Regions from separate parts of the Homo sapiens genome. Here region 2 is linked to region 1. Evidence: read pairs that join two places in POLR2A ChIA-PET (ENCODE). Cell type or tissue: PC-3. All regions are shown on one strand. Each heading gives the region's core, and the rest is flanking DNA. Links, peaks and the distances in the headings are about the cores only.

What was found. Peaks named below come from ENCODE experiments on the same cell type or tissue, not always from the same donor. Only the 100,000 strongest peaks of a DNase experiment are listed, where the experiment ranks them.
Region 2: POLR2A ChIA-PET joins it to region 1 with 11 read pairs; 2 of 35 experiments call an interaction of 5 or more read pairs at or near these places.

Annotation. Positions count from the first base shown.
Region 1 is chr12:117,772,516-117,788,654 of GRCh38, forward strand. All of the region lies in intron 3 of KSR2 (kinase suppressor of ras 2), which reads right to left. Among named protein-coding and RNA genes, the nearest start is that of KSR2, 190 kb to the right of the region's middle. In PC-3, for the core only: no CTCF peak of the experiment used is centred there; no DNase peak of the experiment used is centred there.
Region 2 is chr12:117,680,061-117,696,199 of GRCh38, forward strand. The region is part of intron 4 of KSR2 (kinase suppressor of ras 2); the gene reads right to left. Among named protein-coding and RNA genes, the nearest start is that of KSR2, 280 kb to the right of the region's middle. In PC-3, for the core only: no CTCF peak of the experiment used is centred there; DNase peaks (open chromatin) are centred at 5,261, 5,651 and 7,131; H3K4me3 peaks cover 2,674 bases; H3K27ac peaks cover 3,950 bases.

The DNA of each region.
Region 1 (16,139 bases), core at 3,354-11,353:
CGCACACACACTCATACATACACACCATTCCACCAAAGACGCACAAACACACACTCATACACACACACCATTCCCCCAAAGACGCACACACACACATACACACCATTCTCCCAAAGACGCACACACACACATACACACCATTCTCCCAAAGATGCACACACACTCACACATACACACCATTCCCCCAAAGATGCACAAACACACACTCACACATACACACCATTCCACCAAAGACGCACACACACACATACCATTCCACCAAAGACGCACAAGCACACACTGACACAACACACCATTCCACCGGGGCCACGGGAACATCGACTCGCCCTCAAGTTTACTTTCTTTCCTTGAAGTTTGTTCAAAGTCTGAGAGAGAAGCAGAGAGGAAGAAAAGTCTTACCCTCTGCCAAATTATCTTTCCCATGAAATTATCTTCCTCTCCACCCCTACACTTCAAAACTAGAAGTTTGGGGCTAAAAATGCAAAAAGTCTCATTTCATTATCCAAATTACCGGCTTCTAAATTGACAGGGATTCAACTTCTCTCTGCCGAAGCTTCAGCAGCGTTTCACTGATGAGCTGTATTGTATCAACTCTTCCCTCTCTCTTTTGATCCTCTTTTTAATAAAGTCTGAGGGAAATAGGTAATTTATCATTTTAAATAGGAAAGGTGTGGTAGCAGGGGGCTCTGGGGGTTATTAATTGTCACCCTTGCTATCTTGTCATCTGTTTCTGGCAAATCATTTTATTTCAAGTCTTGAAATGGGTGGGGAGAAGGGAATAGGTTTTTAAGAACTGAAAGGTCTGAAGATTGATTAAAGACATTTCAAGGTGTAGGGGTTTTTCACTTGACATTCTCTGATAAGGGACTAAGAGAAATAAAAGCCATTCTCAAGGGAAAAAGTGATTTCAGAAAGTCTAAGCAAGTGTCTAACTTCTTTGTCCCTTCCCATTAAAATGTTATAAACAGGCAATCACGTGGCTTAAATTTCTCTGAATTTCGGAGCCAGCATTGGAATCTACACAGTAGATTCTTTAGCTCTTCAGAGGCAGAAGTGACAGAGAGTCTACCATTCCAGGATCAACACTGCTTGTAACTTTTGTGAATACTTCAATGCACTTGTTAGTTTAATCCTCAAAACTCTCTAGCAAGAAGCAGAACTTTTAGATGCTGGCTGAAAATATTAGGCTGAAGTCATTGGTAGAAGAAAAAAACTGTTTTTTGGTTTAAATCCTCATAACTTTCTGGCAAGAGACAAAACTTTTAGACACTGGTTGAAAATATTTGACTGGAATCACAGGAAAAGCGAAGTACAATAAGTACTAGTAGTACAAATGACAATTACTGTTTGCTGTGCCCCTACCATGTGCCAGATACTATTCTAAGTATTCACGTGTATCACCTCATAGTATCCTCACAAGACCCCATGAAGAAAATTCCGCTATTGTCTCCACTTCACAGTGCTAGGAACAGATAATTATTTGAAAGACTGAGTTGCCCTAGGTTACACAGCTAGTAAGTGGTAGATCAGGGTTTCTGATCCAGATCTGTACCATTGGAGGGTTCTCTGGAGCCCCCTAACCCCTCAGGAAATGAGAGACCCGTCCAGAAAGCCCTTGGAAAGCTGAGCCATTATACACAGGCTTGTGGGTCAGCACCTGGGGCAGCTCCTTCTGACCTCCCGAAAGTCAAATAGGACATTCATTTTAGCCACAATCCCAGAAAGCCTGAAACCGAAAATCCAGGAAAATTTTTTGAGTTTCGAGTTTGTCATCCTTGCAAAAAGAAGCGAATAAGGACAAATGAAAAACATACAGTTGCCAAAGTAATTCAACATTAGCAAGAATCTTAATCTAAGACCTCATTAATGAGCTTGGCATTCAGCAGAACCCTGGGTCTCGTTGGGCACTAGCCCCGCCCCAGGATGTCCCCAGGTAGAACCAAACAAATGCACTGACCCTAGTCTGGGCAGGTCACCTGGGAGATGGGACAGGGCAGGGAGCACAGGCTCTGACCCCGTAATGCCTCCCACGTCCTGCTCTATGAGATTCATGATTTTATTACCCACCAAGAGACTGGGAAGATTAACCTTCAGTCACTAACTTTAGGGTAGCTTTTTTGTTTTAACAAAGCTCTTTTTAAGAAAAAATGTATTGAGGTGAAATTCACATTAACCATTTCAAAGTACAGAATTCGGCACCACTTAGTACATTCTCAATGTTGTGTAACCGCCACCTCTATCTAGTTCCAAAACACTATCATTACACCCAAAAGAAAACCCTGTCCCCATTCGCAATCCTTCCCAATTCCCTTCTTCCCCCAGCCCCTGGCAAGCCCTAAACTATTTTCTGTCTCTGTGGATTTGCCTATTCCAGCTATTTTATATGAATGGAATCCTACGCTATGTGGTCTTTCGTGTCTGGCTTCTTTCCTTTTGCATAATGTTGTCAAGGTTCATCCAAGTGTAGCATGTGTTGGTCTTTCCTTTCTTGTTATGGCTGAATAATATGTATACACCACATTTTGTTTAAGCATTCCTCAGCTGATGGACATTTAAGTTGTTTCTACTTTTGGCAAGTGTGCATAGTGCTGCTATGAACATTTGTGTACGAGTATTTGTTTGAACATCTGTTTTCAGTTCTTTGGGGCATATATCTAGGGGTGGAGTTGCTGGGTCAGATGGTAACTCTGTGGTTAACCTTCTGAGAAACCACCCTGCTGTTTTCCACAGTGCCTGCATCATTTTACATTCCCACCCAGCAACATATAAAGGTTCTGACTTCCCCACATCCTCACCAACACTTGTTAGTTTTTGTTGTTTATCATCATTGTCATCATAGCCATCCTAGTGGGTGTTTAATAAAACATTCTTAGTAATGGCCATAGCTAACATTTATCGAGCACTTACTGTGGGCTGGGCTTTTGCAGCATCTCCTCTCATTCTCACACCTTATTTCATTTAATTCTCATAACAATCTTGTGAGATTGAGAGGAAATTACAGCTCTGGAAAAGTGGAGTCACTGGCCCAAGGCCAAGATTCAAAGTGAAATTCAAAACCTGGCAGTCTGACCACAGAGCACGTTCTCTTGGCTGCTATAAACATACTGCACATCTGAATAGGAAACGAGTACCCAGGGGATAGGAATCATCAGCCCCATGTTTCCGATGGGGAAACTGAGACAGAGAGAGGAGTAGAAACTTTCCCAAGACCCACCCATCTAGAATGTTACTCAGCCATAAAAAGGAATGAATGAATGAATGGCATTCACAGCGACCTGGATGGGATTGGAGACTATTATTCCAGGTGAAGTAACTCGGGAATAGAAAACTGAACATCATATGTTCTCACTCATAAGTGGGAGCTAAGCTATGAGGACGCAAAGGCATAAAAATAATACAATGGACTTTGGGAACCCAGCGGGGAAAAGTGGGGAGTGGGGAAGGGATAAAAGACTACAAATTGGGTTCAGTGTATACTGCTCGGGTGATGAGCGCACAAAATCTCACAAATCACCACTAAAGAACTTATGTAACCAAGTACCACCTGTTCCCCAAAAAACTATGGAAATAAAAATTAATTAATTAATTAAATTTTTAAAAAAGATCCACCCATCTAGAAAGTTCCAGGTCCATCCATCCATCCAGCCCCAACCCCATATTCCTTCCCCTCCACTGTGTAGAATTGTTTTACAATATTTAGCATTTTAATTGTCAAGTGCAATTAAACCTGGGACTCAGCTGCTTCCAGTCTCTGGAATGAAGAGAATGATTATCATCATTCATTGGACATTTTAAACTAAAACACAAAGCCCTTCCTGGTTAAAATCACAGTTAAAATCTACATCAGGAATACAGCAATAAAACATTGCCTAGTATTGCAATATTGCAATAAAATAAACCCTATCTTAGAGTTGGGGTATTTACTACAACTCATAAAATTATAAACTGCAGCCCAGACTCACATGGGGCCAGACTTGGGGGATCAAGGATAAAAGAAATACTCAAGATACCATCCTCAATAACCCTTTTCAAGTATATCTATATTGCTGGGGGTAACTGGATCTGACATTGGAGACCACAGGCCCCTGGGAGTCATGGATATAAACCTTGATGGTCGCTGTCATCTCACTACAGCCCTAAACAACCTAATATGGATGTTAGGGCAGGGTCAAAGGCACAATACCCTGAACATCAGGATTCCCGGGTTCCACGGTGGCTTGGGCACACACAGCTCTGAGGATCTCATCTCAATTCTTCACCTTGGGGAGGCTTCCCCACCCACCTCCATCCCAGCTACTCTCTCATTCCTCCTCCTGTTTCATTTCCTCATGACCCTTACCACTCAGTGGAACTGTTTTGTTATACAATCAGTTCTTGTTATTTGTGGCAATTGTGTTCTCTTCCATAAAGTCACTGCAAATACTGAATTGGCAAATGCTGAACCATTGCGACTAGGAGAGATATGTGGTTAGGTTCCTGCGAGCCTCTGGTCATCTTATCATCCACTCATCCACACATAACCCTGTTTTAGGTGTGTTCCTGTTTCAAGACACTGTATTTAATATATATATTTTATATATATATATATATATACACACACACACCATATATATATACACTATATTATATATATATATATACACACCATACATATATACACTATATATATATATATATAGTTGATTCATTAACATTGAGCTCACAGCCCACAGCACTGTCACTCAAACCTAAACCAAGAATATCTAACACAGGTATTTTCTCCATAAGGCACAGCACACACAGCCTTCTTATTCTAAGGAACACTAGACAGCAGTTCAGCGCTATGCTTTGGGGCCATTGTAAACAGCAAAATCACCCACACAAAGTACAAACAAAATGTGAAAAACTTAGCATTCAGTTTAAGACCACAGAAAGGACACTGCTTACACCATGAGAGCTGAAATGAGAGGGCAGAATGCTGCCCTGTTCAACCTCAGGGGTTGTGCACATCAGGCGACTCAAAGTTTTTTACCACTCTGCAAATGCAAGTATTGATTTAAGGGTTACAAATACATTTTAGCCCGTAGGCAAATTCACAAATACAGAATCCACAAATAATGAGGATCGACTGTTGTTATCCGTTTATCATCCATCTTTCCCACTGGAATATAAGCTCTAAGAAGGCAGAGCCCTGGACTCACCTTCTCACTACTGTATCACCCACTGCCTTGCAATAAATAAATATTAATTTTTGGCCAGGTGCAGTGGCTCAAAATGCTGTCATCCCAGCATTTTGGAGGTTGAGGCTGGTGGATCACTTGCGCCCAGGAGTTTGAGGCCAGCCTGGGCAACACAGCAAAAACCCCATCTCTACTAAAAATATGAAAAATTAGCAGGGTATGGTGGCATGCACCTGTAGTCCCAGCGACTTGGGTGGCTGAGGTGGGAGGATTGCTTGAGCCTGCGAGATCAAGGCTGCAGTAAGCCATGATTGTGGTACTGTACTTCAGCCTGGGTGTCAGAGTGAGACTCTGTCTCAAAAAAATATTAAAATAAATATAATTTTTTGTCTCAATGCACAAATTATATGTTGCTTTAATAAATATTTGTGGAATGAAACAATTCTTCTTTACTTTTTTTGAGATGAAGTCTCTCTCTGTTGTCCAAGCACCATCTCAGCTGACTGCAACCTCCACCTCCTGGCTCATGCCTTAGCCTCCCAAGTAGCTGGGATTACAGGTGTGAACCACCATGCCCAGCTAATTTTTGTATTTTTAGTAGAGATGGGGTTTCACCACATTGGCCAGGCCGGTCTCAAACTCCTGACCTCAGGTGATCTGCCCGCCTCGGCCTCTCATAGTGCTGGGATTACAGGAGTGAGCTACTGCACCCGGCCGAAACAATCCTTGAACAGTCATAAATTAAAGCTGCCATGATGGATAACAGTATTGGTATCATGCACCTTGAATTCAGGCAAGAAATTAAGTGGGAGACAACTCGCTATAGTCAAAATTCTATTCATGCATAGGGCTACCCTAGATGGATAGTCTTGAGAAATGAAGGCCTGGTGACCAGAAGAAAGGGTGGAAGGTCGTCCTTATCTTGATCCTGCCTCTTCTGGCTCTGCATCCTCTGAGAAACAGCTGTGCCTCCACCAGCTGGGAAGAATGGGCTCTCTCATGGGCCTCTGAGGGAGGGAGAAGGAGGTGAGAAGCTTAGGAGGCCCATCCAGCTCAGGCTGGCTCCCACGCATGCTTGCACAAGAGAGTCCACACCAGGAAAGCCACATTAGAGAGGGATGACCTCTGAGACGCTCCTAATTCCAGAACCCTTTGTTGTTCTATTGCTCTGCCTCCCTTGAGTGACAGGCATTATATTAGTTTTATAACCTCTTGTGTTGGCAAATTCAAGAAAGCTAAAAGTAGCATTCGATGACCTTATGTGCTGCAAGGTGCCCTATTTTTATCTCCCAACAACTGACTTGGGGCGCAGGTTTTCCAAATCCCTTTGGCTTTCCCCTCCCTGTGCAGATTCAGTGGGGCCAGCACCTGCCCCGGTTTCCCTCCCAATTTCCCTCTGCAAAGACAGTGCTTATGAAGCCTTCAGAGCCAGGTGTGCCAGGAGGTCAATTTGCTCAGGTTATCCACATAGTCTTGACCTAGAGGCAGAGAGAAATGTGGATACTTCTAAGAGAAAGGTGCTGTGTAAACGTCTATCAACCTTTTTAACTCCTCTTAACTAAGGCAGACAACTGCATGGGCACCAGGGGGCTTTTCCAAGACATCTAGATTTAATACCTGCCAACATAACTTCTTGCCACAGCATGTAGAACTCAGCAGGGCCAGTGAGCTGGGTTTGAATCCCAGCTCCACTACTTACTAGCTGTGTGACTTGGGGTAAATTTCTTAACCTCTCTGAACTTCAGTTCATGCATCTAAAAAGGGAATAATAAAAGTACCCTCTTCTTAGGGTGAACATGAAAAACCAAGCAAGCAGTGGGCCTGCTATCTTTGTTACTATTTGATATGGTGTGGCTCTATGTCCCCACTCAACTCTCATCTCGAATTGTAATCCCCACGTGTCAAGGGAGGGACCTGGTGGGAGGTGATTGGATCATGGAGTCGGCTTCCCCTGTGCTGTTCTCATGATAGTGAGTGAGTTCTCATGAGATCTGATGCTTTAAAAGTGTTTAGCAGTTTCTCCTGTCCTCTCTCTTTCCTGCCGCCTTGTGAAGGTACTTGCTTCTCCTTTGCCTTCTGCCATGATTGTAAGTTTCCTGAGGCCTCCCCAGCCATGCAGAACTATAAGTCAATTAAACTCTTTCCTTTATAAATTACCCAGTCTTGAGTATTTCTTTATAGTGGTGTGAAAACAGACAAACACACTATCGTTGCTATCATTAGTAGTAATTCTCTTCCCTTCCCCAGGCAGAATGTGTGCATGCATCTTTTGATCAGACACCTACTTATACACCAGGTACTTTGATCTGAAGATGCACAGTCTCTCCATCCACACAGAATTCACACCCTACCCAGCAGGTTACGAAAACATATCATGAAAAAAGTAATACAGCTCATTAATAATTTTTACATGGATTACAAGTTGAAATGATCATATTTTGGAAATATTGGGTTAAATAAAATATATTGTAAAAATTAATGTCATTCCTCAAAAAGTTAAACACACAATGAGCAATTGGCAATTCTACTCCTAGGTCGATACCCAAAAGAATTGAAAGAAGGGACTTAAACAGATATTTATACACCAATGTTCAGAGTAGCATTATTCACGATAGCCAAAAGCTGGAAACAGCTCAGTGCCCACTGATGGATGAATAAATAAACAAAATGTGATATATCCATATAGCAGATTATTATTCAACCTTAAAAAGTAAGGAAGTTCTGATACATGTTACAACATGGATTAACCTTGAAAACCATATGCTAAATGAAATATGCCAGACACAAAAGGACAAATAGTGTATATTTCCACTTACATAAGGTATCTAGATGATGCAAATTTATAAAGACAGAAGGAAGAATAGGGGTTACCAGGGGCTGAGATTACTTAATGGCCATGGAGTTTCTGTTTGGGATTATGAAAAAGCTCTGAAGATGGATGGTGGTGATGATTATACAACCTTGTGAACATGTTTAATGCCACTAAACTGTACACTTAAAAATTGTTAAAATGGTAAACTTTGGTGTGTTTTCCTACAATAAAAAATTAATGTTGGCTGATTTTTTAATGTTTTTAAATGTAACCACTAGGAAATTTTAAATTACATACATGGTTCCCATGATCTTTCTCTTGGACATACAATGTCTAGCACACATCTGGAAGAAGAGATGGGCGCTAAACAAGGAATCACATCTCACAATGTCATAAAGGTTGTTGCAATGTAACCCAGAGCTGAGGGTTACGGAGAGGTTTCCTTAAGGAAGAACATTTGCACTGGGGTCTTGATATGCTTTGGCTGTGACCCCACCCAAATCTCACTGAATTGTAGCTTCCATAGTTCCCACGTATTGTGGGAGAGACCCAGTGAGAGGTAATTAAATCATGGGGGCAAGTATTTCCCATACTGTTCTCATGGCAGTGAAAAAGTCTCACAAGATCTGATGGTTTTATAAATGGGAGTTCCCCTGCACACGCTCTCTCTTGCCCACTGCCATGTAAAAAGTCCCTTTGCTTTTCCTTCGTCTTCCGCCATGATCGTGAGGCCTCCCAGTCATGTGGAATTGTGAGTCAATTAAACCTCATTCCTTTATAAATTACCCAGTCTCAGGTATGTCTTTATTAGCAGCGTGAGAACAGACTAATACAGGTCTGGAGGATGAGTGGCGGTTCATTAAGCAAAGAAAGAGGGACAAGTGTCCCAGCCAGAACCAGTCTGTCCAAAGATGTGATCCACCGGAGGAGGCTCAGAGTGGCAGAGGAGGTAGAGTGCAGATGATGGGGAGAGGGAAGGGGGAAAGTGAGGCAGAGAAGAGGTGGACAAGTCAAAGTGGAGAGCTGAGGATTTATCCAGAGGACAGTGCCATGTGCAATGTCATGGCACCAATGATCACCCCTCACGAACCAAACCCACTGCATTTGAGTTGTAAACTTGTCTGTGTCTTCAACTGGACGATGAATTCCTGATGCTCAGGGACCATGTCTTGGTATCTTCCATATCCTCAAACCATCTGAGCCCCTGGCACAAAATTTACACCAATAAATATTTTACTGGCTTGACCTAAGGAAGCCAACACAAATGAGTCCCCCTAGCAGTTAACCCTCCCTGGCACCCAGCCTGCCTCTGGAGCCCAAACGTCAGGTTGACAATGCTTCCAAAGGATATCTCTAAAAGGAGATGCTGCCGAACCCAGAGATAAAGAACAAATGCAAAACTAAAAATATCCCTGCAGGTCTAAACAATAATTAAACCGTTGAAACTGATAAAAAATCATCGGGTAAAGTGGAACTAAGCATGTTTAGATACTAGCAACAGAGATGTTCATGCTTAACATCGTTCCACCCCTAGTTACCAACCCTGTAGGGCAGTCTGATGCTGGGAGATAGGGTAGCAAATTCGAATTGTTCTGTTGATTATTCTTTCCACATGTCTTTATTGAGTGCATACTATGGAGCAGGTACTTTCTTTTGAGATGCTAGAAGCCTTGGTCAGCTTCTGGCCAATAGTATCTGGACCAGAACTCCCCTCCTGTATCTAGAGTAACTCCTCTCATACTGCAGCTGAATATCTTATTATCAAATGTTAATGAGGAAACTAACAGGTTTTTTTGAGACAGGGTCTCACTCTGTTGCCCAGGCTGGAGTGCAGTGGCACAATCATGGCTCACTGCAGCCTCAACCTTGTAGGCTCAACCGATCCTCCCACCTTGGTCTCCCGAGTAGCTAGGACTATAGGCGTGCACCACTACACTTAGCTAATCTTTTTTATTTTTTGTAGACACAGGGTTTTGCCATGTTGCTCAGGCTGGTCTCAAACTCCTGGACTCAAGTGATCCATCCACCTTGGCCTCCCAAAGTGTTGGGATTACAAGCGTGAGCCACTGTACCCAACCAGAAACAAATATTTTTAAAGTATCTACTATGTGCCACGAACTATGCTAGACATTTTGCGAGTACCACCTCATTGTAATTCTCACAGCAACACTGTGGGGTAGACTCTATTCTTCACAAAGTATATATGAGATTCTAGGGGTCTGTGTTTTACATGTTTTAAGCTACAAACCTCCTAAGTGAAAAAGCCAAAATTTGAACCCAGAGTTCCTCTTATTTCTCGATAAGGGAGAAGTGAGAAAAGTTCAACTTGAGCAAGAAAAAGAAGAAAACAGGAAAGGCTGTAGGGTAAGAATGGGACCAGGACATCTAGACCCCTCCGCCCCACATAGCAACATCCTGTGGGTAGAATGGGGGACTACACATAATAATCGCAAAAAATGCTCATGGGTTTCTAAAAGAAACAACAAAGTAAGATCCATGGTGTTTAAGGATAAAAATGGTTTCACCAAGGACTGAACTTAATAAATATTTACTGAGCCCTACCCTATGTCAATTGCTTTGCTGTCAGCATTCAATATCCAAGGAAAAAATAAAAATGACAATGATCATGATCACCCTTTTTTGGAAAGTGTACCGTGTGCCCAACACTATTCTAAATATTATATGTATATTACCTAATTCAACCCTTACAACGGCACTACAAGGTAGTTATTAATATTTTCTTGATTTCATGGATGAAGGACAAGGTGGATGTAGCCCCTGACCCCAAGGGTCCCATAGTGGAATAGGGGAGATAAGGCAAGCAAGGAAACAGCCTCTGCATCATGTCAACGCATTGAGCAAGGTGCCAAGTAGCACGACAACAGCAATCGGGTGAGGGCTTAGATCCTGATTCACTTATCAGAGCCTCTGTTTCCTCATCTGTAAAATGGGGATAGTGTCACCCACCTCATAGGATTGTTTTGAGGGTCTAGTGATTTTATACTTAAAAAATACCCATCCCAGTTTTGGCTCTGGCCATGATAGAGCAAGCCCACCAAAGCCTATCTTTCCCAAAAATTCTGGGAAAAAAAATGGAAAAGGCAACAACCTGAGGATTCCTACAAGTCAATGACAGCAGGTGGGTAGGGCAGGGGAGTCCACATCTGAAGCATGGCCATTATGGCGGTGGTGAGTTTCCTTCATCTGTCAGTTTTGGCCAAAAGTTGGCAGGATTTAGGAACTGTGCTTTGGAAATGAGGAGTAAACACTTCAGAGTATCCCATATTTCTGGCCAGAGGACCAGGAAAGGAAGATCTGTGAGTAGGAGAGTATGGGCAGAATCCTTGGGGTTTTTATGTGTGTGTGTCTTTTTTCTATCCCAGCCATGTCCCAAAATCAGCCCAGACACAAAACTGCACTCATATGACACAGAAACAGCACAGGCACCAAAGCCCCCAAAAGATATCCCATTCCTTTGGACTGAGAAGCTCAGAATAGAGGCCAATGTTATGTGAATAAGGTAAGGAAGAGTACATGAGAATTTTTTTTAATTTTTTAATAATTTTAACTTTTGTTACGGATTCATGGGTACATGTGCAGGTTTGTTACAGGGGTATATTGTGTGATGCTCAGGTTTGGGGTATGAATAATCCCCATCACTCAGTGATATGGCTTGGCTGTGTCCCCACCCAAATCTCACCTTGAATTGTCATAATCCCTACATGTCAAGGCCAGGGCCAGGTGGAGATGATTGAATCATGGGGGCAGTTTCCCCCATACTGTGTCTCATGGTAGTGAGTAAGTCTCACGAGATCTGATGGTTTTATAAATGGGAGTTCCCCTGCACAAGCTCTCTTGCCTGCCACCATGTAAGACGTCCCTTTGCTCTTCCTTCCTCTTCTGCCATGATTGTGAGGCCTCCCCAGCCACGTGGAACAGTGAGTCCATTAAACCTCTTTCCTTTATAAACTACCCAGTCTCACGTATGTCTTTATTAGCAGCACGAGAACAGGCTAATACAGTCAGGTAATTAGCACAGTACCAAATAGGGAGTTGTTCAGCACTTGCTCCCTCCCACTCTCTCCCATCTAGTGGTCCCCAGTGTCTGCTATTTGCATCATCTTTAAGTCCATTGCACCCATGGGTTTTTTTCTCTCTCTTTTCTCTCACCACTTTACCGCCAATGAGAAGGCCAGTCATTCAGATCTGTGCAACAAGACAAGAGGCTAAAACTCTAACAGAACCCTATCTTTTTGGCCAAAAGAACTGGAGAAAGAGGCCCCTGAAAGCCAGATAATGTGCAAGTTATCTCCAAAAGAAAAGAACTGGAGGAGAGCCCTAATCTGTGTGTGAAATGCTGCCCACACTTGGAATAAACCCTAAGAAGCATGGCAAAGGCTTTAGGAACTCAACTGGCATTGGAGCACCACCTATAGAAGACAAGACAGCACCGACAGTCTGACTCTAACCAGACTACTGACTGCTTAAGAAAAACAAAACAAGCAAACCAAAAATCAATATTCTCCAGAAGGAAACCCAGAGTCTCACAAAAATATTCAAAATCTCCAGGAGATACTCCAAAATTGCGTGATATGCCAAAGACCAGGAAAATCCTGACCAATTTTCAAACGCAAAAGCAATCAACAGGCTGGGCATGATGGCTCACGCCTGTAATCCCAGCCCTTTGGGAGGCCAAGGCAGGTGGATCACCTGAGGTCAGGAGTTTGAGACCAGCCTGACCAATATGGTGAAACCCCATCTCTACTAAAAATACAAAAATTAGCTGGGCATGGTGGCGGGTGCCTGTAGTCCCAGCTACTTGGGAGGTTAAGACAGGAGAATTGCTTGAACCCGGGAGGTGAAGGTTGCAGTGAGCCAAGATCCTGCCACTGCGCTACAGCCTGGGCAACAGAGTGAGACTCCATCTCAAAAAAAAAAAAAAAAAAAAAAAAAAAAAGCAATCAATAGGTAGCAACACTGAGATGAGCCAGATATTAGAATTACCAGACATAAACTTTAAAGCAGGCATTATGACCATGCTCCATAAGATAAAGGTAACCACTCTTGAAATGAAAAGATAGCAATTTTCATAGAGAAACAGAAGCTATTAAAAAATAACCAAATGAAAATTTTGGAATCGAAAAATACACTATCCAAAATTCATTGGAAAATGTTCTCATTTACTGGATGAGCTCAATATCAAAACGGAGATGACAAAGGAAAGAGTCAGTGAATGTGAAGTTAGGTGAATAGAAATTATCAAATCCAAAGAACAGAGAGGAAAAAAGATTGATTTCTTTAAAAAAGCCCCAAGGAGCAATTAGAGAATATCAAAAGATCTAACATTCAAAAGATCTAACTGGAGAATTAAGAAGGATTGGTGCAGAATAAAAACAACAAAAAACAAAACAAAACTCTTAAAGACATAATGGCTGAAAATTCCCAAATTTTGTGAAAAACATAAATTCACAAATTCTAAAAGCTCAGCAAACCCCACATAGGATAAACTCAAAGAAAACCACGCCTAGGCACATCATAATCAAACTGTTGAAAGCCAAAGAAAATCTTGAAAGCGGCCATTAAAAAAACAATAATGATGCATTATAGATAAAAGGACAACAACTTGAATGACAGGAGATTTCTTATCAAGACTATGAAAGACAAGTTACTAGAACATCTTTTTTTTTGCAGATAAATTTTGACATTTATTCCATTTTAACAACATTTAAGAAAGAAGTATATTTTTTCAATCGTATTTTCCACTTTTTACTAAGCAGGCATTCAAGCTGTCCCACTCACTCATATATTACCCATGATACTAACATATTTTTTATTTTTTTTATTTTTTAAACTTTTATTTTAGGTTCAGTGGTACATGTGCAGATTTGATGTATAGGTAAACTTGTGTCATGGGAGTTTGTTGTACAGATTATTTCACCACCCAAGTACTAAGCTTAGTACTCAATAGTTCTTTTTTCTCATCCTCTCCCTCCTCCCACCCTCCACCCTTAAGCAGACCCTAGTATCTATTTAGAACAACATCTTTTGGCTGGGCATGATGGCTCACGGCTGTAATCCCAGCACTTTGGGAGGCCGAGGCAGGCAGATCCCCTGAGCTCAGGAGTTTGAGACAAGCCTAGCCAACATGGTGAAACTCCGTCTCTACTAAAAATACAAAAATTAACTGGGCGTGGTGGTGGGTGCCTGTAATCCCAGTTACTCAGGAGGCTGAGGCAGGAGAATCACATGCACCCAGGAAGCGGAGAATGCAGTGAAACGAGATCGCACCATTGCACTCCAGCCTGGGCAACAAGAGTGAAACTCACTGAGGTCGGGAGTTCGAGACCAGCCTGATCAACATGGAGAAACCCTGTCTCTACTAAAAATACAAAATTGGCCAGGCGTGGTGTTGCAAGCCTGTAATCCCAGCTACTCGGGAGGCTGAGGCAGGAGAATCGCTTGAACCCAGGAGGTGGAGGTTGCCGTGAGCCAAGATCACGCCACTGCACTGCAGCCTGGGTAACAAGAGCAAAACTCCATCTCAAAAAAAAAAAAAATTATGTATATCAGCTCTCAGCTCAAACATCAAGCTTCCTTCCTAGACCATCTCATCTGAATTTGTCCCTACCCCACTACTCTCTGCCACTGCCTGTCCACTCAGCACAAGTTTAAAGTGTGTATTTATGTGTTTATATGATCATTGCTCTTCTCCCTTAGAGACTGTAAGGTCTGTGCAGATCAGTTTGGTCTTGTTCAGTCTTGGCTCTGTAGCATCTTGTGGGATACCAGGCACAGAATGGATACTCAAATGTGCATGGAATGAATGAGTAAATGGGTAAATGAGAGATAAGAAGAAAGCCAGTAGGCCAGGAGCAGTGGCCCACATCTGTAATCCCAGCATTTTGGGAGGCCACGGCGGGCGGATCATCTGACGTCAGGAGTTTGAGATGGGCCTGGCCAAGATGGTGAAACTCCGCCTCTACTACAGATACAAAAATTAGCCGAGCACAGCGGCACATGCCTGTAATCCCAGCTACTCGGGAGGCTGAGGCAGGAGAATTGCTTGAACCCAGGAGGCAGAAGTTGCAGTGAGCCGACACTGCGCCACTGCACTCCAGCCTTGGCAACAGAGCGAGACTCCATCTCAAAAAAAAAAGAAAGCCAGTTAATTGGTTGGTCAAAGCAAAGTGCAAATATAGTTTAGGAGTGGAAGGGTAAGTAAACCACGTGGCTAGGCACAAGAAGGAGCTTTCAGATGAGCAAAACCACTGGACTCACCAAAGCAGACTAACCAGAAAGACTGTGTGATCTCCCCCAGATCTTTATTAACAGGATGAACTGCCATCTGTCTCAGATAGATGAAGTAGAGATAAACTACACCACACCAGAAAATTCTTGAGATACCTTTCAACTCAATAATAAACATTTGCTCTTTGTAATCACTCTTTGAAACTGTACGTGGGAAATAAGCAATTTTAAAGAAGCAATTTCTAAATACTTCACTAGCTAAAAAAGTCAGACCATGTCTATGGGATGGGAACCAGAAAGGAGAAGTCTTGGAAAGAGATGGAGAATGAACAGCTGTCTTCCTGCTGCTGTCAGGCAGAAGGTGAATTAGACTTGTTCTAGGAGGTTCCAGGACTCAGAGGTAAAACCAAGAGGAAATTAAAGGAAAACAGATTTAGCTTACTGTAAGGCAAATGCTAATAGTTACCAAGATCTCCTCTGAAACAAAAGAAATGAATGACTTCATAAGGTCAGCAACTCCCTGTATCTAGAAGACTTGGAGGAAAGGCTGAATAACCAGAAATTTACAGAAGGTAACTTCAAATTGTCCACTTGCTGGGAGATTGGACTAGATCTGTGTTTTCCAAACTGTACCATGGGATATGAGTCCTGAAAGGAAATCTGAAAAAGACTGCATGCTATAACCCTCCCCTGGAGATTAAAAAAGCACATTAGCATATTATAAGCTTTGAAAAATCCTGCAGGTAGGACTTGAGCTCCAATGTTGTACAGAACACTTTTTTTTTGAGACAGAGTCTCACTCCATTGCCCAGGCGGGAGTGCAGTGGCATGATCTCAGCTCACGGCAACCTCTGCCTCCCAGGTTTAAGCATTTCTCCTGCCTCAGCCTACCAAGTAGCTGGGATTACAGGTGCGTATGA
Region 2 (16,139 bases), core at 3,940-11,939, 92 kb before region 1:
AAAACTTGTAAGAGAGCCTGCTTTAAGGGTCTGCTTGGGATTTATTTTCCCTCAGCATACAGCTTCTCTCTTGACCTTCTGTGTCTAAATAATGAACATTCTCTATTCCTGTTCACTCCTCTCCCCATATCCCTGAATTGTATGCCACTGTGACTGGGTTATGGGGAGGGAAGTAAACAGGAACATTCTTTAATGATCAGTATAAATCCCTTTGTCTAAATCTATGCTGTTCTTTACGGGTATTAACATTTTAATTAAAGCAAGATAAAATTGAATATTCTTCTCATCAGCCATTACATCCATGATTTAAATGCTCAAAAGCTACATGTGGCTAGTGGCTACTGCACCGGACAAAGCAGGTAGAAAACATTTCCATCATTTCTAACATTTCTTTTGGACACGGCTGCTCTAAACAATCCCTGCCCCCAGCATTGAAGGGTGAGATGATGCATTGTTCTGCAATTAGATCATTTGCTCCATCTCATCTCTCTCTCCTCTCCTCCTCTCCAAGTCTGGTTTTCACACCCCTCCCAACAATAGTGAAATTAACTGTGCTTAGCAAAAGACTGGAGGCAGCTGAAATATGCATTATGGTGGACTGGTCGATTAAATTATGGTAATTCCATTTGATGGAAACTATGTAGGTGTTAAAAAAGAATCAGGAGAGAGAGAACACCAACATTTATTATAAAGTGAAAGTGGGAGGAGAAAAAACAATGGATATGATATGGCCTCATTGTGTCTTTGAAAGATATATATTAATTCGAAAAAAATGACCTGGTAAGTGTTACTAGGACAGTAAAATAATTGGATTCCAGCAATGAAGGAGGCAGACAAGAGCTATACTTTCCTTGGGCTTATATCCTGATGGGGGAATACAGACAAACAGATAGCAACGAGGAAATGCTACTTAAGAATAAGAGCTACCACCAGGTGTGGTGGCTCATGCCTGTAATCCCAGCACTTTGGGAGGCCAAGGCAAGTGGATCCCTTGAGCTCAGGAGTTTGAGACCAGCCTGGGTAAGATGATGAAACCCTAACTCTACAAAAAATACAAAAATTAGCCAGGCATGGTAGTGCGCACCTGTAGTCCCAGCTACTAGGGAGGCTGAAGTGGGAGGATCACCTGAGCCCAGGAGGTGGAGGCTGCAGTGAGTCAAGATTGTGCCACTGCACTCCAGCCTAGGTGGCAAGGCCAGAACCCATCTCAAAAATAAATACATAAATAAATGACAATAATAAGAGCTTCTACATAGAGAATTAAAATCCAGTGATATGGTAGTGAGTAACTGGGTGGGAAGGCAGACCTGGCATTTTGGCTGAGACCTGAATGTCAAGGAGAAGCCAGATTTGAAAGATTTGAAGGAAGAAGGATCAGGCAGCCTGAGGCAGGGGGAATGTCGCGGAGTCCACAGAACTGGTGCAAAGCCAGGACAGGGAAACTCAGAGTAAGTGACGAGGAGAGGGGCAGAGGTGAAGTCGGGAGGCAGCAGGGCCAGATCACTGCAGGTCCTTGTTAGGAGGTAGGGTTTTATGCTGAGAACTTTGGGAAGCTGTTGGAGGACTTTAAGAAGGAAGATAACAGAATTGGATTCTGCTTTTAAAAGATCACTTTAAAGTCTTTAATCCACCTTGAGTTGATTTTTGTATAAGGTGTAAGGAAGGGGTCCAGTTTCAGTTTTCTGCGTATGGCTAGCCACTTCTCCCAGCACCATTTGCTAAATGGGGGAGAAATAGAAACACTTTTACACTACTGGCAGGAATGCAAATTAATTAAACCGTTGGGGAAGACAGTGTGGCAATTCCTCAAAGATCTAGAACCAGAAGTACCATTTGAACTAGCAATCTCATTAAAGGGTATATACCCAAAGGAATATAAATCATTCTATTATAAAGATATATGCACATGTATGTTCACTACAGCACTATTCACAATAGCAAAGACATGGAATCAACCCAAATGCCCATCAATGATAGACTGGATAAAGAAAATGTGGTACATATACAACGTGGAATACCATGCAGCCATAAAAAGAAATGAGATCATGTCCTTTGCAGGGACATGGACTGAGCTGGAAGCCATTATCCTCAGCAAACTAATGCAGGAACACAGAACCAAACACCACATGTTATCACTTATAAGTGGGAGCTGAACAATGAGAACATGTAGACACAGGGAAGGGAACAACACACACTGGGGCCTATTGCGGGGGCGGGGGGAGAGAGAACATTAGGAAAAATAGCTAATGCATGCTGGGCTTAATACCTAGGTGATGAGTTGATAGGTGCAGCAAACCACCATGGCACACATTTACCTATGTGACAAACCTGCATGTCCTGCACATGTACTTCAGTTTTTTTTGTTTTTTTTTTTGAGACGGAGTTTTGTTCTTGTTGCCCAGGCTGGAATGCAACGGCGCAATCTCGGCTCACCGCAACCTCTGCTTCCCAGGTTCAAGCTATTCTCCTGCCTCAGCCTCCCAAGTAACTGGGAATACAGGTGCGCACCACCACACCAGGGCTAATTTTTCATATTTTTAGTGAGACGGGGTTTCTCCATGTTGGTCAGGCTGGTCTCAAACTCCCGACCTCGGCTGACCCGCTGCCTCAGCCTCCCAAAGTGCTGGGACCACAGGTGTGAGCCACCGCGCCTGGCTGTATCTCAGAACTTAATATTAAAATTAAAAAGATCACTCTGCCAGATGTGTAGAAAGTTGACCAACAAGAATGGAACAAGAACGGCAGCAAGAATGGAATTGGGGGATCTGGAAAGGAGGGTGTTGGAGTCACCCAGGCAAGAGAGGATGGAGGATTGGAGCAGGGTGGAGGTCATGAGGTTGGAGGGAGGGGACTCAGCTCTCCCAGGACTTGCCAGCAGTTTCAGTGTGTTAGGGGTGAGAGGCAGAGGAGTCAGATGCCTCCTAAGTTGAAGCTTCAAATAGATGTACAGTCTAAGATGCAGGCACATATACGTATCAACACTTTCTAGAAAGACAGGCAAGGGGCAGTTGGCAGGTGAGGGGGCTGTGGATTTGGGGAGTAGATACTTCGTTACTTTTAGACTTGTCTCTACCATTTGAATTTAGTAACAGAAGCATTCCTTTATAAAAATAAAACACAATTTTTAGTTATATAGTAGTCATATATAAATAGTATATGACATATACTATTTTTTTTGCCTAGAATGTTTTCTTTTTATTTTTGTCAAAGGAAAAAAATTCTAGAAAACAGAGAAACAGACATTAAATAACAGAGTCAACTGTTATTTAATATTTTGATGATATTTCATTATTTTTTCAAGAAGTTACACATTGAAGATCAAATTTGAGTTGGATTTTTGTTTCCTAAATGGCTGCTATAAGTCAGCTGGTAACTGGTATCTTGGATTTAGTTGGCAAAAATGAAAATGTAGTTAGGTATAAATTCCTAGAAATTAAACACATATCCTATACCTACATAAATGTGTATATTATATGTCTATTGGAACATTTACACCTGAAAAATATGCAAGATGTTTGAAGAACAGCTAGATAGTGCTTATTTTAGAGATTAAACTTCGCTCAGTGACAAATCATCTCTTGATACCTAACAGACCTTCTACCAAGGCTAGATTTGAAGAACGAACAAAATGTCCCTTAAATACATATTCCCCTCTTGTCCACTAAGACACACTTCAGGTCTAGGGCAAGAGAGGAATAAAGAAAGGGAGAGGAAAGGAAAGATGTCCTGATGCAGAGGTTGCCAAATCTTTTCTGCAAAGGGCCAGAGAGGAAATACCTTCGGCTTTGCAAGTCACTTGCTCTCTACTAAAACTCTCCATTTCTGACTTTGTAGCAGAAACTCAGCTGCAGACAATGTGTAAGTGAACACGTATGACCATGTTCCGATAAAGCTATTTACAAAAATAGGCAATTGGCTGAACTTGGCCCCTGGGCTAGACAGTAGGTTGGGTAGTTTCCCAACCACTGTTCTAATAGGATCTAGACTTACCTGAAAGTTGGGAAGTGAAAACAAAACACTAAGAGTAGCCCCTGAATCCCACTTCCCATCACCTGGCTCCCCTAGAGCCCTCATCTCTGCCACTGGGACTTTATCTAGTGTCTCTCCTTTCCTCATCCTGACCCACCCCTCCTGGTATGGGTTAGGTCTTCTCCACCGCTCTGACCACAGTTTTGAGGTACACACTGATTTTTCTGATGACTTGATGAGTATGGGCCTCTCCCACTGGTTTGGGAGTGCTGGGAAGGCAGGGGTTGTGTTTAACTTCTTTCTGGCTCCCAGCACCCAGCACAAAGCCTGGCATATAGTAACAGCTCCATAAAAACAGTTTAACTAAACAAATACATGAAAATCCAAGTGTTTCCACTGTACTATTACATGAATGCTCACGGGCTTTCCATGGAAATGAGCAGGGAGGGGGTGGCACTCCAGTGGATCCAATTTTCCTCGATGCCATGAGAGAGGCAAGGCTGGCACCCACCCTCTATACATATTTCCAATAGGAGGCATTTACTGTGTAGAGTGGTTATGTGGGGTTTAGCTGGCAGGAGAGGTAAGTGCCTGTACCAGCCCACTTCGGGGAGGGAATTCCAATTCTCATACAAATGCCTATGTCAGCACCAAGTTCTCTCTGTGTCACATGCCAGGGGCCGGACACTGTGCTCATGACACATTATCTCATTTGGGGTTGGAGCAATTATGACTTCCATTTTGTAGTTAAGGTAACCGGCGTTCCCAATAATTAATGTATGCAGATCACAATTCAACACAGGCTGGAGTGTGATGGCAGTTCTGGCGGATTTCAAAGCTAGTTCCTCATCACTCTATTAATTCTACCGTAAGAGTTGATCGCATGTGTTCCCATTTTACAGAGGTACCTGTGCAAACAGGTTGTCAATTTCAGGGTTAGCCAAGGAGAATCAATCTTAGACTCGCAATCTGGGAGGGGAGGGGTAGGGGCTGGTCTCAGCCAGTTCTTTAACTGGACACTGACAATGCTGCCTCTGCCCCATGGAATAATCCAGAAGCCCATGGCTCCCTCTTCCAGTAGAGACCCACTGCACAGCACAGCCCAGCCTCCTCCACCATCCCCTGAGCTCATCCAGACAGCGACCCGGACTTTGCCTCTTAGGCCTGATCTGTGTTGGCGTCCAGGCCCGTTGATTTTCCTGCATCCCTGTGATTAGTGACTAATCTTATTTTTTTGTTCCCAAACCCATAAATCGGTTACAGACCAAATATTTACACAGGCCATCATTTCCGACTGAACCAGAGCTCGTGACAGCCCTCATTATTAAAAAGGATGACTGATTTTGGGCAGAGATTTCACGGCCATGTGGCTGGATGTTTTCTTTTAGGTTTCCTTCCTCCTCCCCTTGCCTGAAGAAAAGACAATTTCCAAGATAAATTGGCGCAGAGGTCTGCTCTCACTGTCTCCCCGGGGCTGATGGTGTGGGCAGGCTTCCATCAGCCCAGTAAGTGATGGGCCCCCAGAGAAATGGCCAGTGCTAGCTTCTGCCCGCATCTCCTGGCCTCCCTCTGGGGCCAAAGAGTGGAACAGGGAGTCATTTGACTCACAAACATTCCCGAAATCAGAGGCTGTAGAAGACAGCAGAGGGGAGGGGCCCAGAAGAGGAAATAGCTGCATCCCCACCTCCAGCCCATGTGACCCACAGGGCAGGGAGTGGTTTGGCCTGTCAGGTGCCCCACCCCCAACCCACCACCAGAGGCCACATGTTGAGTGGATAAGATCACTGGACAGAGAAGCAGGAGGATGAATTCCTGACCTAGCTCTGTCATTACCTAAGTTACCTTGGATTTTAATGCTGATTCCCCCCCTGTAAAAAGCAAAGATTTGCGGAAGGTCCCTTTATATCCCTTTTTGCTTCAGGTACCTTGGTCCTAATTATGACAGCTGCCATTCATTTCACCCTTCCTACATGCCTGGCTTTGTGCTAAGCATTTCAGAGGCATCAGCTCATTTTATTCCTTTTTTTTTCTTTTTTTGAAACAGGGTCTTGTTCTGTCATCCAGGCTGGAGTGCAGTGGTGTGATCACAGCTCAATGCAGCCTCAATCTCCAGGGTTCAAGCCATCCTCCTGTCTCAGTCTTCTCAGTAGCTGGGACCACAGGCACACACCACCACACCCAGCTAATTTTTTTTTTTTTTTTTTTTTTTTTTTTTTAGCAGAGATGAGGTCTTGCTATGTTGCCTAGGCTGGTCTTGAACTCCTGGGCTAAAGTGATCCTCCTGCCTTGGTCTTCCAAAGGGCTGGGATTACAGACATGAGCCACCATGCCTGGCCTCATTTTATTCTTTATGATGGGATCTGTCATTTGCAGATGAAGAAACAGAGGGTCAGAGAGGCTAGGCGACTTGTCTAAGGTCACACAGCATATAAGGGGCAGAGCCAGGATTTGAACCTGGTTCTGTCTGACCCCAAAGGTCTTAACCCTAAAATATATCACAGACTCCCTAGGACCTGGATTTGCTTGTAACACCTGGATAAAAAAGCTCATTGTCATCTGGATTCTCAACACTCCAGCATCTCCATAGGAAAGCACCCAGAGTCAGTGTTCTAAGCAAATGCATCATTGATCATTGTCTACTCAGGTGGTAAGCCCGTAAAGACCCTTCTCTGTGCAAGCAGGAGGTCAGCCAGAAATGTTTTACTCAAGGAAACTGATAGTTTTGCCACCTATGGGATATTTCACAGATGCTTCCTTTATCCTGGGAAAAAATAAACAGAGAGTGAATCCTTACAAACATGCCTAAATTGGAATATATTTCAATCTATGATTCTATGAGATCCACGCTGAAATCCACGCATCAGAGCCCGAGAGACAGACAACGAACAGTATCTACCAGTTCCTGAGGGCTTGGAGAGGACTCAGAAGATGCTGGGGCTGGCGGGCTGGCTGGCTGGGTGCCCAGGGCTAGTTGCTTAACCTCAGTGAGCTCTTAGCTTCCTCGCTTGTAAAATGAGGGGCTTAGAGCAACTCATCCTTAAAAGCTTATCCACCCTCAAAGCGGCGATTCTGTGATGCTGCTCCCTCTTTTCCAAGCTTCCAGCACGACCTTGGGCAGGTCAGAATCTGTGTGGTTTCAGGTCTTCTTATTTATACAACAGGATAACCTCTCCTGCCTCTTTGTCTGCCCCTTGCTTCTGTGGGGGCAAGTGAGTCAGTGTGAGCTCAGCAGAGAGTGCAATTAAACATCAGCAAGTATGATCCCACCAGTGTGGAATTTCTAATAATTCAGTCGTGGCTCTCCTACTGTGACTCCAGGAAACAAAGTCTGAATCTCTTTTTCCACGAGAGTTTGAAGAACTGTTGCCTGAAATTAGTGGGTTTCTTCAAAGCCAGGCTTTTGATGTGCTTTCAACTTTTGCATCCAGCATGAACTTGTTAGGGTAGAAAATTTGCTTATTTGGGATCAAACAGTATAGAGGGTGGGCTCGCTGCAAATTGTCACTTAACGTGTTCATCTATGTAATTATTCCTGCTCAGCCGGACTCAGGCATTTCAATATCTGAGCCAATAGCCTGTACTGCTGTCTTGCAGAGGACACTGGTTTTGTGACCGTCTAGCATTCACCCCACTCCACCTCGGGGAATTCTCTCTCCTACTCTGTGCACAACCTTATTGGGGGTGTCAACTAGGGTACACTGCCTTCCCCTAACTCACCAGGTGCCAATCAGACCAATCTGAGTCTCTCTTGGGAATATGAATCTTCAACAGCATGACACACGATGGAAAAAAATATTTGAAGCTCAATCTAGTAGTGGTCCCTCCCAAAATCAGCTGTCAAGTCATCCCTGCTACTTAGAGCCCAAAGACACCTGGGTCCTGCCCCTTTCTGAGCCTGGGTCTCCAGCTTTCCTGTCAATCCTGAGAGTTATCCCATAATATCCCAAACAAGTTCATTTTCAGCCTAAGTTAGATAGAGTTGGCTTCTGTTGTTTGCAACCAAAGATCTCGTCTCTAACGTATTCTGAAACCTTTAAAGCTGAATTCCCTTTTAAAAAAAAGTCTATTGGCCGGGTGTGGTGGCTCACGCCTGTAATCCCAGCACTTTGGGAGGCTGAGATGGGTGGATCACTTGAGGTCAGGAGTTCGATACCAGCCTGGCCAACATGGTAAAACCCCGTCTCTACGAAAAATACAAAAACTGGCCAGGAATGGTGGTGGGTGCCTGCAATCCCAGCTACTTGGGAGGCTGAGGCGGGAGAATCGCTTGAACCCGGGAGGCGGAGGTTGCAGTGAGCCATCACGCCACTGCACCCCGGCCTGGGTGACAGAGCAAGACCTTGTCTCAGAAAAAAAAAGTCTATAGCTCAATTTTTTCACTAAATCAGACTAAGTACCCGCAACTCAAAAGTTTCTCAAGTCCTTTGGGGTGGGGCCCACAAATCTGCATTTTATCATGCTTTCCAAAGATCATTTCAAGCTCCCCAGAACCACTCTCTGCATCATAATTCTACACCGATAACATCAGCCAGTGTCCAATTGGCAGGTTTGACATTGGCTGATGCTCTGAAGCAAAATACTTTTCACATGCTAGTGTCTGCTCAGGCCCTCCAAGAACCAGACTCTAAGGCCTGAAGGTTTAGTCCATAGAGGCTCGATCAGGTTTCGAGTGTGCCAGAAGCAAGAAGAAAATGTGCTGCCAAAGGACACTCTCCAGGATGGCCATAGGGATACAACTGCACACGCCATGAAGTCACTGCTGCTGTAAGTTTGGAGGACGACTCAGATTCCTCTGCCTTCCCCACTGGAAAAGCCCATAGTGTTTATGTCAAACTCTAGACACCCGGTCACAACTCATTTAGCAGATCTCCTTCTTTCCTTCCTTCTCTCCTGCCTCCTTTTTCCTTCCTTGCAAACGACACATGCATTACACACATAGTAGGTATTTTCATTGCAAAAGATTCACACATATAGTCAAATTTGGAAGTTCCTCCAACCCCCTTACTCTCACTGCCTGTCTCAGTGTAAACTCTTCCAACTCTTCTGTGACCATAACTACCTAATACCAACATACAATGAATATGTCCAAACATTATATAAATGTATATATACATATTTATGTTTATATCTATTTCTCTTTGTAGAAATACGATCATACTATATGTGCTGTTTGGCAGTTTGTTGTCTTCACAAATCAATGTATCTTGGAGTTTTAAACATCTCTTTGTGTAGACCAGGGGTCATCCACCAAAGGCCATGCCAGGTGCAGCAAAGCAGAGATGTCTTAATAAGAGAGTGATTTAATAAAAATATGACACATCCATATTATAGAACACTATTCAGTCATTAAAAAGAATGAGGTGGTTCTATAACAGGGGTGAAAACTTTCTCTGTAAAGGGCCAGATAGTAAATATCACAGGCTTTGCAGGCCATGCAGTCTCCACTGCAACTACTCGATTCTGCCTTTACAAAAGCAGTCCTAGGCATTATATAAACAAATGGGTGTGGCTGTATATTAATAAAACTTTATTTACAAAAACAGTCAGCAGGCCAGATTTGGCCCCGGGGGGCATGGGTGGATGACCCCTGGTCTACACAAACAGATGTTTCAAACTCCAAGATACATTGATTTATGAAGAAAACCAACTGCCTAACAACACATATAGTATGACCGTATTTATACAAATAAATATAAATATAAATATAAATATAAATATGTATACATGCATTTATATAATGTTTGGACACTTTCATTATATGTTGATATGAGGTAGTTATGGTCACAGAAAAAGAGCTAGATGGGTTTAAACTGAGAAAGATAGTGAGAGTAAGGGGGGTGGGGGGAACTCCCAAATTTGACTATGTGTGAGAATCTTTTACAGTGAAAATGCCTAGCATGTGTGTAATGCATGTGTGATTTGGAAGGAAGGAAACAGGAAGGCAGGAGAGAAGGAAGAAGAAAAGGAAGGAAGATGGAAGAGAGAAAGAGAAGGAGGGAAGAATGAATGGAGGGAGGGAGGGAAGGAGGGAAGAAGACAGAAAGCTGTGTTCCAATAAAACTTTATTTACAAAAACAGGCTGTGGGCCAAGTTTGGTCCATGGCCACAGTCTTCCAACCTCTGGTTTAGAATACCAAGTCCACGAGGGCAAAGTCCTGGAAATCTTATTCACCATTATGTCCCCAGTCTATAGAACAGACCCTGACACACAACAGGAGCTCAAGAAATAGTTGTTGAAAGAATGGGGAAAAAGGCCGGGCACGGTGGCTTACACCTGTAATCTCAGTACTTTGGGAGGCTGAGATGGGTGGATCACCTGAGGTCAAGAGTTCGAGACCAGCCTGGCCAACATGGCGAAACCCCGTCTCTATTAAAAATACAAAAAATTAGCCAGGCGTGGTGGTGTGTGTCTGTAATCCCAGCTACTTAGGAGGCTGAGGCAGGAGAATCGCTTAAACCTGGGAGGCGGAGGTTGCAGTGAGCCGAGATCACACCATTGCACTCCAGCCTGGGTGACAGAGGAAGACTCTGTCTCAAAAAAAAAGATAAAAGAATGGCGAAAAAAATAAAACCTCACAGTCTTTCCCTATCAACTTGGAAAACGAACAACTCAACTACTATTCTAAGCCCTTGTCATGAGCATGTGTAAAGCAATATGCTGTGTGTTACTCATTTAAATGTCTTGAACTAACTGCTGCCAGCACACAGGTTAATTAAATGGCAGTGACCTTAAAAACAACAACAACAACAAAAACGAGTTGTCATCCTCACATTATCACATCAAAAGTGGCTCACACTGTGGTACTTCAGTGGCTGAGAAAACCTTTTGCTCTGTATCCAGAGACCTATTTCTCTGTTCTCACCATGCACAAAAGCTGGTCTGTGGTCCTGCAGGTTCTCAGATCCGAAGGTAAATATTCCCACCTCCAAGGAAACCACATCTGTAAATGCAATGCAGTGTTTTCCGATCACAGGCAAACAGATTCTGATGTAGAAGAGAATCGGCAAACCTACTCTCAAACACAGGGACAGGGCTTCAAGTGGGACCCAGCATGGGTTGACAATGTTGCAAAAGTGACTTTCAAAAGAATCTGGGCTGCATTTTTGAGGGGATAAGAGGAGAAATGGGAAGCTGTGCAAGTGGATTTTAGAGGAGAAACAAAATTGCTGCATTTTTGGACGCTTTGTTCCACAGTGCCCTGGAATCCAGGGTAACGGGCATCCCAACTGGTAGACTCAGGGAGCAATGTCAGATACAACTTTTAGGTCCTTGGGAAATGACACAACCCAGTGTCTTACTGCTGCAAAGAAAGATGGTGCCAGGGGACACTGAGTCACTGACCCTCGCCTTGAGCCACAGCCACCTAGGAAACTGGATAAGAGCCTCCCTTCTCCCTCCCACTTAGGCAAACTCTCCTGTCTTCTGGTTCTGTTGCCTTCGGTGTGAGTTTCAAGCCATGTTCAGCACCAAGATTAATGAATTATGCATCAGTGAGGTTTGGCAGGTTGACATAGACAGACGGCTGCCCACTGAAGGCCATGCCGGGTGCAGGCCAGAGCCATCACATCAAGATCTTCCAAAAGACTCCCTCCTGCCTCCAGTTCTCCATGGTGCAGAATCTCTATGCTGTGTGGCTGGCTCCAGCACTATCTACAGCATCTATCCCAGATCTCTGATGGATGCTAAGGCATCTGGCAAGGTAGTATATCTCATGGGCTATGCTGTAGCTGCAAATTAAGCCTAGAGCAGGAAATAAAATCAAGCTAGGAAGAAGTGTTCATGTCTCCTGAGGGCCCTCCCCACACTGGGTACTGGGATAAACATTTCCCCTACATTACCTCTAATCTTCAGAGACTATATAGGTGATAGAGGATTCCCCATTTTACAGATGAGAAAATTGAGGCACAGATAATGGAAGCTGCTTGCACAAGGGCACATAGAGGTGGCATTCCATCCAGACCTGGCTGGCAACAAGTCTGTGTTCCTTTGCCTCTGCGGGGTGTCACTCCTGTGCTATCAGGCTGGTAGAGGCTTAAGGGAAGGGGAGGTTACAAATATGGATCAAAAAGAGGAAAGGGAACAGAAAGACAATCCAGTTAACATATGGCGAACGGCACGAAGAGACGGTTCTCCGAAGGAGATACATAAATGGTGGCCAACAAGTATATGAAAAGATGCTCAACATTATTAGTCATGAAGGAAATGAAAATTAAAACCAGAAGGAGATACCACTTCACAACCGCTAGGGTAGCTATAATTTTACAAATAGAAAATAATAAGCATTGGCAAAGATGTGGAGAAATATGAGCTCTCACATATCACAGGTGAGGATATAAAATGGTGCAGCTGGCGTGAAATAGTTTGGTGGTTCCTCAAAAAATTAAAGATAGAATTACCATATGACCTGGCAACTTCACTCATATATATATATATATATATATATATATATATATATATATATATATATATATATATACACACACACATATATATACACACACACATATATATACACATACATATATATATATATATGAGTTGAAAATAGGTACTTAAACAAATACACGTACACCTATGTTCATAGCAGCATTTTCACAGTAGCTAAAATATGGAAACAACCCAAATGTCCATCAACAGATGAATAGATAAACAAATTGTGGCATATCCACACAATGGAATATTAGCCACCCATAAAAAAGAACACGATTTGAGACATGATGAATCTTGAAAACATTATGCCAAGTGAAGGAGGTAGCAGTCACAAAAGGTCACATAGTGTCTGATTTCCATTTATATGAAATGTCTAAAACAGGCAAATCCACAGAAATGGAATGCAGACTGGCAGTTGCCATGGGGATAGGGGGAAGCTAGGGAATTGGGAGTAACTGCTTAATGGGTATAGGGCTTCCTTTTGGGATGATGAAAATATTCTGGAACTATTTAGAGGTGGTGGTTGTGCAACACTGTGACTGTACCAAAGGCCACTGAATTGTTCAGTTTAAAGTGGTCGATCTCACGTTATGTGAATTTCCACTTCAATCATTTTTTAAAAGACTGTGTAATCCAAAGAAATGAGGAGGCGGGATGGTTGCCTAAGAGGAAGCCTGGGAGGCCGAGGTTCTGGAGGTCTTTACCACCAACCCACCACCCCATCCTCAAGCAGCCAAGACTGACCCCCAAAGTGAACAGAACAAATAAATAAAGACAAATGAAAACACAGTGTGAGATAAATACCAAGGGTCTGTTGGCCTTGTTTAATTGAATAAGGATAGAATATTAATAGAAGATGCTTTAGAGTAAGAATCAATCTACAATGAACCACCTATGGGCCACAAATGACTTCCCATTCACCCTCCATGGAAGCCTAGAGGATTGTGCTGACTTGGTAGAACATTCCTAAACTAGAAAGGGAAGTTCATTTTCCAAAAACTACACATCCTCCTCCCCCACATCTCTGCTCAGGTCACTGAAGATGGGTGGCTGCTTCAAAAGACCACCTCAAGGTCTGGGTCTCAAGAAGCAACAATCGTAATAGACAATAGTCATGTCTGTGAATGCCCAAGCCTAGCATGTCTGCATGGTCCTCAGCATACAGTAAGTTGTGCTTAATAAGTTCTGGCTGGATAAATACCTCCTTTCCATAATAGTGATGTTCTGGGAGTGCTCATGTACTGCCAGGCCCTATGCGAGATGCTTTATATGCACAATCTCATGGAGCGCTCCCAACCCCAGGAAGCGGGTCCTACCGTCATCCCCACTGACAGATGGTATACCTGCGGCTCACAGGGGAGACTCATTTATCAAGTTGTCTGCCCACTGAGCAGTAAAATCAGGCTTCTAGAAGACATGCTCTGACGCCTATGCCCTTAAGCTAAATCACTCTGCTCTTGCCTCTTGAATAACTTACTTTCTTCCAATTCCATATTCTTTGGTCTACAACACTGATTGAAGGGTCATCACTTGGCCACTGAACTTTGTTTTAGGTGATAAGTGAAAGGGTTAACCAAAGGACACTACAAAAAGGTGTGGAGGAGGTGGAGAAACAGGAACCCCACTGCATGGCTAGTGCGAATGTGAAGTGATGCAGCTGCTGTGGCAAACACCACGGCAGTTCCTCTAAAAATTGAAAACAGAATTACCATATGATATGGTTTGGCTGCGTCCACACCCAAATCTCACCTTGAACTGTAATAATCCCCACAGGTCAAGGGCAGGGCCAGGTGGAGATAACTGAATCATGGGGGACGTTTCCTCCATACTGTTCTCGTGGTAGTGAATAAGTCTCATGAGATCTGATGGTTTTATAAATGGTAGTTCCCCTGCACAAGCTCTCTCTTGCCTGCCACCATGTAAGATGTGACTTTGCTCCTCCTTTGTCTTCCACCATGCTTGTGAGGCCTCCCCAGCCACATGGAACTGTGAGTCCATTAAACCTCTTTTTCTTTATAAATTAACCAGTCTTGGGTATGTCTTTACTAGCAGCATGAGAGCAGACTGATACCCCATATGATCCAGCCATCCCACTTCTGGGTAAATACCCTGAAGAACTGAAAGCAAGAACTCAAACCGATACTGGTTCACAGCAGTTCACATGTTCACAGCAGCATTATTCACAATAGCCAACAAATGGAAGCAACCCAAGTGTTCACTGACAGATGAATGGATGAACAAAATGTGGTCTATCCACACAATGAAATATTATCCAGCCTTAGACAAAAAAGGAAATTCTGACACATGCTCCAACATGAATAAACCTTGAAGACATTCTGCTAAGTTAAAAAAGCCAGTGACAAAAGGACAAATGTTGTATGATTCTTTTTTTTTTTTTTTTTTTTTTGAGATGGAGCCTCACTCTGTTGCCTCAAGCTGGAGTGCAATGGCACAACCTCAGCTCACTGCAACCTCCACCTCCCAGGTTCAAGCAATTCTCCTGCCTCAGCCTCCCGAGTAGCTGGGACGACAGGTGCACGCCACCACACCCAGCTAATTTTTGTATTTTTAGTAGAGACAGGGTTTCACCATGTTGGCCAGGATGGTCTCAATTTCTTGACCTTGTGATCTGCCCGCCTCGGCCTCCCAAAGTGCTAGGATTACAGGCGTGAGCCACCACACCTGGCCGTATGATTCTACTTCTATGAGGTACCTAGAACAGTCAAAATTGTCGAGATAGAAAATAGAGTGATGGTTGGCCAAGGCTGGGGAAGGAGAATGAGAAATTTAATGGGTACAGAGCTTTAGTTTGGGAAGATGAAGAGGGTTCTGGGGATGGATAATGGTGATGGTTGCACAACAATGTGAACGTACTTAATATCACTGAACTGTACACTTAAAAGTGGTTTAAATAACAAATGTTCTGTTATGTATATTTTGCTGCAATAAAATAAATGTGTTGGGGCTGGGCACCATGGCTCACACCTGTAATCCCAGCACTTTGGGAGGCCAAGGTGGGTGGATCCCTTGAGCTCAGGAATTCAAGACCAGCCTGGGAAACATGATGAAATCCCATTTCTACAAAAAAAAAAAAAAAAAAATTAGCTGGATGGGGTGGCACACACCTGTAGTCCCAGCTACTTGGGGGGCTGAGGTGGGAGGATCACTTGAGCCCAGGAAGTTGAGACTGCAGTGAACTGTGATCACACCACTGCACTCCAGCCTGGGCGACAAAGTGAGATCCTGTCTCAAACAAACAAAAAAAAAAACAAGAAAAAAAGGAAAAAAGAGAAAGAGATCTGTTGGCAAGGGGATAACCCACTCTCTGATAATGAAGACCTGAAATGGGGAAAAAGAGTCCTGTGGGGAAGAGAGAGAAAGACACCGGAAAGGTCGCCGCTCTTCTTCAGGAAGGCCAAAGAGAGGGTCACCAAGACCCACAGCAGGGACAGGACTGCCATCCGTTGGCAAATGGAAGCTGAACTTGTGCAAGTGAAAGCTGACAGCCAGCACAGTGAGAGAAGCCATCGGCGGGCTGGGCTGAGGCTGGTTCCCTTCTACCTTCTCTGCAGCTGTTAAATATCGTTTCTAGCTGTGTGCTCTCCACCTGCTCAGAGCCAATTTAATTAGAGGTTCAGGACTCCCCAAGTACCAAAAGTAAATGCCAAGTTTATGACCATTAGCAAAGGAACCATAAAACTCCGGCCCACTGAAGTACAGCTCAAAGCCACCTGCCACC